Linked DNA regions of Homo sapiens: region 1 is linked to region 2. The links are chromatin contacts, found by Hi-C or POLR2A ChIA-PET in ENCODE. All regions are on one chromosome and are shown on one strand. Each heading gives the region's core, a stretch centred on a gene start or an enhancer-like site at or near the end of the contact. The rest is flanking DNA. Distances are from core to core; before and after follow the strand shown.

Region 1 (3,754 bases), core at 471-2,970, 1.5 Mb after region 2:
CCCAGGCTTTAGACCTGCTGGGACCCCTGCAGGACAGACTGGTGGTAAGATGGAGAAGAGACAAGGAAAAGATGGGCCCAGGGTTTGAAAGGCCCAGACTCGACTGAAAATCCACTAAGACCCAGTGCTGGGTTGACACAAAAGCCCGGGTATCACTCAGGATCAGATGGGACAGCATTGTGTAATTGCAGCTTATTTGGCACTCAGGGCCCAGCTCCAGAACGTTCTATTAAACCAGCTATATGTCCACTCGGAAGTTATCAGATAATTCCAACACTTGATTTTTCCCTCCAAAATGAAGCAAAATCAAGCTGTAACAAATGGAACTTGGTCTTCCCCTTGAAGCTCTTTTATTTGATTTTCATAGTCATCTGTGTGGGGTAGCAAACAAAAAGCAGACAGATGATTGTGTTTTCCTGGCCTGGCAAGAAAAAGCTGGTCAAGGGCTATGAAGGCCAGCAGATAGAGAGAATGGAGAATGGCCACAGTACATGGGGGCCCAGCAGCCCTGTTCTGTGAGCCCAGGCACCCTATTGATGAGCACTGCACAGTATCAACCAGAATCCGGTAGAAGGCAGGTAAGCAGCTGTCAGCCTTGTACTGAAGGGCTTCATTCTGAAAATACCCAAGAGCCTCCTGTGTTAGACTTTAGAAAGTGGCAAGAAGCTAGGTTCATGTTTTCTAGGGTTTTAGGCACCAAAGCTAGAATTCTGATACGAGGTTGGAAAAAAATCAGAGAGCTGACAACTTGTGTGAGAATGAAACAAATCATCACAAGCATTATATTAGCAGTGAATAGATCATGTCTGACATGTGAGTCAGAAAGTAGCCCATCCACTCAGATATATGGGCCAGTTTAACTCCTAGAAGCCTATGCATTGCAAAATCCTTTTCTATTGTTAGGTCCACCAACAGCTCCTACCTCTCTCAAACATTTATGACCAAATGAGTTACTCTAAGTCATGTCAGGGAGCTTTTCCCTCTGCCTGAAGCCTGAGAGGAAGGCTCTGCCCATTCCTCAGCCCTTTGGCCTTCTGAATCTCTCTATCCAACCCCGGAAGAAACTATTAAGGACAATTTGACCATACAGTTAGTAAACCATCAATTATAGACATAGCAAATAATTAAATTGAGAGTAATCAAAGGTAGGATTTCAGCAACTTTAATAAACACCGGTTACTCATGAAACATCCTAGAACATGAAAGAGAATGAGAGTTAACATTTGGGTGCCTCCTGCATGCTAGCCATTTTGTTTACACACCGTGCATGAGAATAGGTATTAAAGAAAAATTCCTGTGGCAATACTTGTGAATAGGTATACAACAAATGGGAGTTCCTCCTTACCCTTCTCCACCCTTACATGGTTGCCTAATAAGTGAATCTTTGCAACAGGTTATGGAATTGCTGTCATTATCCTTAATTTACTGATGAGAAAAGGCTGAGATAAATTAAATTGACCAACTTTGTCTAGCTAGTAAATGGTGACACAGGGTAGGGACCAGGGTCTGAGTGTTTCCAAAGTCCACATGCTTTTTCCAAGGCACGTGGGTGCCGACAATAGTAAATATATGTACATTTTTCCCCTAAGACTGGTTTAGCACGACAGGCAACTTTGGAAGCTTATCTGAAGGATTACAAACCCCCACCTCCTGTTCTGGATCAAACCCAGGGGAAAATAGAATAAGCCTGCCACCTTGAGGTGACCCTGCAGGCAGAGGACATTGGGAGCAAGCACCACTGCATTCAAGGGCAACTTGGGCAGCGAGTACCACTCCCCTCTGCTTCAGCCAGCTCCCTGCCAGGCTTTGTGTGGGAGGAGAGGTTCACTCCTGCACCCCACAGAGAGGAGAGAATCTAAAATAGCCACACACACAAGAAGGAGGGAGTCTTTATAGAAATGATAAAGAAGAGAGGCAGGCATTGTCCTCTTCTATAATTTCCCCCTTTCCACTACGCACACACCAAAAAATATAAATAAATAAAAACCAGGGTATATATTTTGCATTTGAGGTCCATTTGGATATGACCTGCAAATATAATTTCTATTCATTTGTCTGTTTTTGAATAAAGAAAAGTCATGCTCAGAGGTTCGTATAAATTAAAGATATGGAGGTATCTCATTGAAATTCTACAGATGTACTGATCCTACCCCAAGACACCTCTCATCAAAAGATTTCTCTTGTAGTGCTGGTGCTGACTTATTAATGAAGATCATGCTTTCATTTGATTATTTACCTAATCAGGATTCACCTTCAGTTTAAGCTCATTAAGTCTGCTGCTAATAGAGTGTACTTGATGGTGGAATTACATCCAAGTGAGACAGAGAATGTGTTCAGGCATTAATGGTCAGAAACAAAGACAGAGCACGCTGTAAGCTCATGTCACTCCTTGAGTGGAGCGTGTGAACTGCCTGCCAACCAAATAGAAAGGGCTAGTTTTGTAGAGTTAGGGCTGAACATTATAATTAAATACACTTGGTAACAGAGCATCAAAAGTGACAACACTAATTATTGCAAAAATCAAGAGAATAATACCCATTCTGTATATGCGTCATGTTGGGGAAGTCTTCTAATGGGCTTTTATGTGAAATTTGTGAGCTGGATTCAGGATGCTGGTTGCTCCGTGTGCCCTAACCCAACTCCAGTGACTCGCATTTGACCTCTTTGCTTCCACTTGCTGGTCTTCTGGAGGAGCTGTAATACAAACCAGCCTAGTAACATTTCTCCTGGATCTCACAAAAACAGACAACTAGATCATCTTACTCTTACCTTATGGGTGATTGCTTGTTTCAACTCCTATGGTTAAATCCTCCTCTTTAAGTCCTTCTTGCCCTACAAATAGGAAACTCCACTTTTTGTTAGGCTGAGAAAGCTCTCGCTACCACAGTGCCACATTGAAAGAGGGCCCAGGAACAGCAGAGCTGTGCCGTTAACCGAGGCCAGTGTGTCCCCTCCTTGGAAACGCTGCAGCTCAAACTTGGCACTGTAATGGGCTAAATTATTTATCCAGTCGGATAAGAGAGAAGGCAGCTAAAAGCCTCCTGAGTTAGTTTATAGCCTCAGTCCCTGGATTCAAACTGAGACAGGAAACAGGTCAGTTTATATCAGCAAAGAGAAAAAAAGACTTTTCCTTCAAAGTGCCCTTCCATCAGCTTTTATGCCTGGCATAAGCCCCAACCATGGTGAAAATAAGCTGTTCCCATCAATCTTCTTGGATTCATTGAGTACTGTGTGGCAGGCCCTGTGATATAAAAGATGCAGAATAGTGGCCTTTGGCCCCAGTAGCACACTCACTTGGACAGGCAGGGAAAGCACATGCAAAATTAAACTTCTCATTCTTCATTCCAACACACAACGTGTCAGGCACTGGGCTAGGTACTAGGGATGCAATATGGAAAACGACAGGCCAGTGAGCAAGATAGGAAAGCAGGTGATGGTGAAAATACCACCTGACTGATGCAGTGATAGGCAAAGGGTATAAAATGACACTGAAAGAAGACAGGCCAGGAAACACATGAGATTAATTTCTCAGTATGTGATACATATAGTAAAAGCCATGAGATCAAAGCAGAGTTCTTAATTTTGGTTTTGAGATCGCTGTCAACAACATACTCCAGTATCAGTCACCACCCAACATATGCAGTTTGCACAGTGACTCTTCCAGGACCTCTCTATGTGAAGGAGAGCTGGTTTACCTGAGGCCAGTGCTTTACAGGCTTTTTGATTAGTCACACAGACCAGGCTGTGAGTCTGG
Region 2 (4,030 bases), core at 1,267-3,766:
TCTAATTGCTTGAGTTGATTCCCCTGGGTTTTCTAAGCCTGACAATGACTTTGTCATTAAGTAATCATCATTCTCTCCTTTCTATTTGATTCTGCTTCTTTAAAAATAGAGACTTCCATAAAAGTGTCAAATAGATTGCGCCAATGGTTTGGTTTACCATTCCTCCAGCTTTGGGGGGATGCCAACATCTCTCCACTGAAAATGCCACTGACAGCTGGCTGCTCTCTAGTATTAGGGAAATCTGGGTTCCTAGTTGATTCATATTTGTGATGTTTTCAAATCAGTAGCAGGTGATGAATGTCATCAACTGCCCTGTTCGGCCTCTGTGGACCCTGCACGTCTCTTGCGGCATTTGCTGTGGCAAATCATGCTGACAGGCTGCCTCGCCCCACATCACCCTCGCCCGCTGTCCATGTGCTGGTATTTCACTTGGGATTCCCATGCCTGCTTCACCTGCTGGAGGTGAGACACAGTGTTCCTGCATACCACGTGGCCAACAGGCTCAGTAACAGCTCTGAGGGCAGCCGGCCTTGGGTTCAATCCTGCCGCTGCCCCTGCCCCTACCAGCTATGCAGCCCTGGCTGAACTCTTCCTGCCTCAGCTTTCTCATCCAGAAAGGTGGGGACACGAGGACCTACACCTCACAGGATTGTTGCGAGGACTAATGGGGTAATAGATGTAGATGTGCTGGGCTTAGAACTGTGCAGGGCACACCGTATGTCTTCAATAGTTATCACACCTTTGTCAAGTTTTAGAACCAGGGTATGTTAGCTTTATACATTAAATTATTAGCTTTTATTTGAGGTCTGCGCAAGTTTCATCACCCATTCAACAAGTATGTACTGTATCTTCACCACATGGCAGGTGCTCGGCCAGATGGTGGCCCTGCACATGGAGCTTACAGCTGCTGGCTGGTGCGCTCAGTACAGCCGTGCATTTTGCAGCACACAGACAAACCCACAATAGATGAGCAACAAGGGGTGAGAAAGTACAGGGTACCCTGGGAGCCTCGAGAGGCCACTGACAGGACCCCAAAGTGTCTGTGACACAGACACCACCCTTGAGGAGCTAATCACAGAGGGGACCCTGCCTAGAACACTCTGGGCATTCCACACAGGCATCCCGGGCAGGCACCAGGGCATGGCACGGCCATGCACTAAGAAGCAAGCACCAGAGACCAGCACGTCGTGGGGCTGCCACCCCTAGGGCTGGAGGGACTAGGGAAGGTGTGGCGTCACCAGAGTCCAGAACAGGGACAGCGTATAGCAGAACTACAGCAGGGGCCACCCAGGAAGAACTGGGGCCACAGCCATGAGGGTAGACGGCCATCGCCATGAAACTCCCACGGAAGCAGAGCAAGTGAGGCCCTGCCTCGCTCCACACACCCTCTAATCTCCCCCTAATGTTCCCACTGCCAAACCTGGCTGGAAGCGCTGAGAGGAGCCTGGGTCAGTGTCTCCAAGAATGCGAGTCAGACAGCAACGGCCAGCATCCACACGGCAGGAGGTGCAGGAACTGCCTGGGGAGACGGGACGGGGCAGCACGCAGGCAGGGCAGGTCCACAGGCACGGCACATAGCACAGGGTATGGCATAGGGCAGCCAAGGCCAGCTCCGGAGGCCTCAGAAGAGTAAATGTAGCAGGACCCCATCCTAGAGGTCAGCAGCTCTGAAACCACATACACACAAAGCCCTGCCACTCTTTCTCTTACTTTGTTCTGACAAAATGTTGAATGTACAGAAGAAGATGTAATGAACAAAATATATGTTTAAAACTATTACCAAAGCTTTTACCTTTTTTTATTAAGAAATAAGGTCTCACTATGTTGCCCAGGCTGGACTTTAATTCCTGGGCTCAAGTGATCCTCCCGCCTCGGCCTCTCGAGTACCTGGAACTACAGGTGTGTGCCACCATGCCCAGCGTCTCTGAATCTTTTAGTCAGCCCTGGGCTAAGTATTTTGCAAAAACCCCTGTAGGTCCTCACAACCACCCTACAAAGCCAGGTCCCATCACTTTCCCCATTTCACAGAAGGGGATGCTAAAGCCAGAGGCTAGGCAACCTGCCCCAGGCTGCTGCAGGTGGAGCCACACCTCACCTGGCGGTCCTGACCCTACGACTGATGCTTTGAATGTCTCAGCAGGTTGGCTCTACAAATCATCGCTCTGGCTGTGTGTGGCAAAGTCAATTCCATTTCTTTGTTAAATAGAAGTTTCCTCCTCCCAAAGGCTGGAGACCTGCCACTGACGGCCAGGAGTCAAGGGACTTTCCACTGGGCTGCCAAGGCCGACCTTCACCCTCAATCACCTGACGGCAACATAGGGACGACCGAAAGGGGACACAGAATGAACTGGACCTGCAGAGGCCAGGTGTCTGCCATGCAGACTGAAAGGGAGCCGGGGCTGTGTGCTCCATGCAGGAAAGCAGAGTAAGAAACAAGAAAGGCGTCAAAGTTAACACAAACCAAAGTGACAGCAGGACGCTCTGTGGAGAAGGACCATGGCGCTCACTCATGCAGGTGCGGGAAACTCGGCTCACAGCCCATTCTCCAGCACTGGGGTCACACCCACTTCTGCAGCAGGAAGTTCACTGCCACCAAGCACCTTTCTACCTTTCCCTGAGACAGTCATCAAAACCAAAGCTTTACTCACAGGACTAAAGGAGCCCAGGCCCCTCTAGGAAGTGATGTCCAGAGTCTGCAAGGGGTCTGAGACCCTCACAGGAAGTGTACAACAGGAAAGGCCCCTCCACAGCTGCTCACAGGCAACTGCACCTTGCTCACCCTTTACCTGCCAGGGCTCCAACCTTGGATGCGTAAGGGTCAGTGGTGTGGAGGGAGCCACGAGGGACTGCTGGGCAAAATTCTCCTGCCCCTAAAGAAAACACAAGAGCAGACAGCTCCCACTTCGGCAAGTCTGCAATCTGCTTTCCTCCCCGGCTTAGAGATCCACGCACCCTCCCCTGTTAGAGGCCACATCTGCCCCAGGGGTGTACACGGGGCCCACAGGGTATGACAAAGCCCCTGCATCCTCAAAGATGCCCTCATCCAAATCCAAACCCACCTGGGCACCTCATGACACATGTGGCACAGGAGCCACATGCATGTGACTAGAAATCTCTTCCAGAACGAGGAATAAATGGGGGTGCACCTCCGGACTGACCGCCCCTGCTGACCCAGGGCCCCTACCCGCATCTCCCTTCCTGCTGCTCTCCCTGGAGGGTGGTCCCTTCTGCTTTCATCATGGCAGCAACAGGAAGAAAGGGGAGAAAACTTGGACCAGGTGTGCAAAGATTTTTGTTTTAAAGTGAAACAGATTATAAAAATTACATCACTGACTTAATTTCAAGGCTCCATCCAACCTGATCACCCATTGGAACACTCCAGTGTGTGTGTGCCTGAGCTGCAGTGCCAGCACAGCCACCTCACCCTCTGCCCATAGGGGCCCACTCCCTAGGCTGGGACCAGCAAGCCAGGGCGACACCAGGCTCAGGGGGTCCCGGGGTGGCCACAACAGTGCTCCAGCCACAGGGAGGTAGGCACACACTTAACCTGCCTCATCACTCTAGCTCTCGTCCCCACTGTCCCATGGAAAGGAAAGGGACTCAAGGCCACTCCTCATCACCACCTGAGTCCCTCAGGCCCACCAGGCCACCCCAGGAGGAACAGTGCTCTATTGCTCACCATTTTGATGGTAGCTCCATCTTCATGTTTTAATTACACAAAGTATTTTCCAATAGAAAAAGTAGAAATGATCATAATAAAACATTCACAATCTTAACACTCAGGAAAACACCACTTCATGCATGCATATGTGTACTACTGCTTGTTTCCAGGTAAATGTACACAAAAATTTGTCTCTCAACACACCCACTTTTTCTTACAAATATGAACTTACTGAAAACATGCACAGAGTGTACAGTTCTTCTGGACATTTGAGTTACAAATATTATAAACAGTCCCGCACTGAGCAGCAGCAGCATGTGCAGCTTCACACAGATCCCTGGGATTTCCTTGAGATAAATTCAAAAAATG

Evidence for each region. A loop is a pair of places that touch in the nucleus more often than their neighbours do. ChIA-PET counts read pairs that join two places held with the same protein, here RNA polymerase II (POLR2A).
Region 1: a loop to region 2 is called in a map of sciatic nerve, with 6 times the contacts of the local background. The contact joins two enhancer-like sites. A Hi-C loop is called at or near these places in 1 of 168 maps with a recorded cell type or tissue (sciatic nerve). POLR2A ChIA-PET finds 5 or more read pairs at or near these places in 1 of 52 experiments (OCI-LY7).

Annotation. Positions count from the first base shown.
Region 1 is chr3:127,958,387-127,962,140 of GRCh38, forward strand. The region is part of intron 4 of KBTBD12 (kelch repeat and BTB domain containing 12); the gene reads left to right. Among named protein-coding and RNA genes, the nearest start is that of KBTBD12, 45 kb to the left of the region's middle. Within about 2 kb of position 1,721, at least 2 of the 41 ENCODE cell types and tissues checked have a DNase peak (open chromatin) inside an H3K27ac peak, as active enhancers do.
Region 2 is chr3:126,447,440-126,451,469 of GRCh38, forward strand. The region is part of intron 7 of ZXDC (ZXD family zinc finger C); the gene reads right to left. Among named protein-coding and RNA genes, the nearest start is that of ZXDC, 26 kb to the right of the region's middle. RefSeq lists an enhancer at 889-1,828. Within about 2 kb of position 2,517, at least 2 of the 41 ENCODE cell types and tissues checked have a DNase peak (open chromatin) inside an H3K27ac peak, as active enhancers do.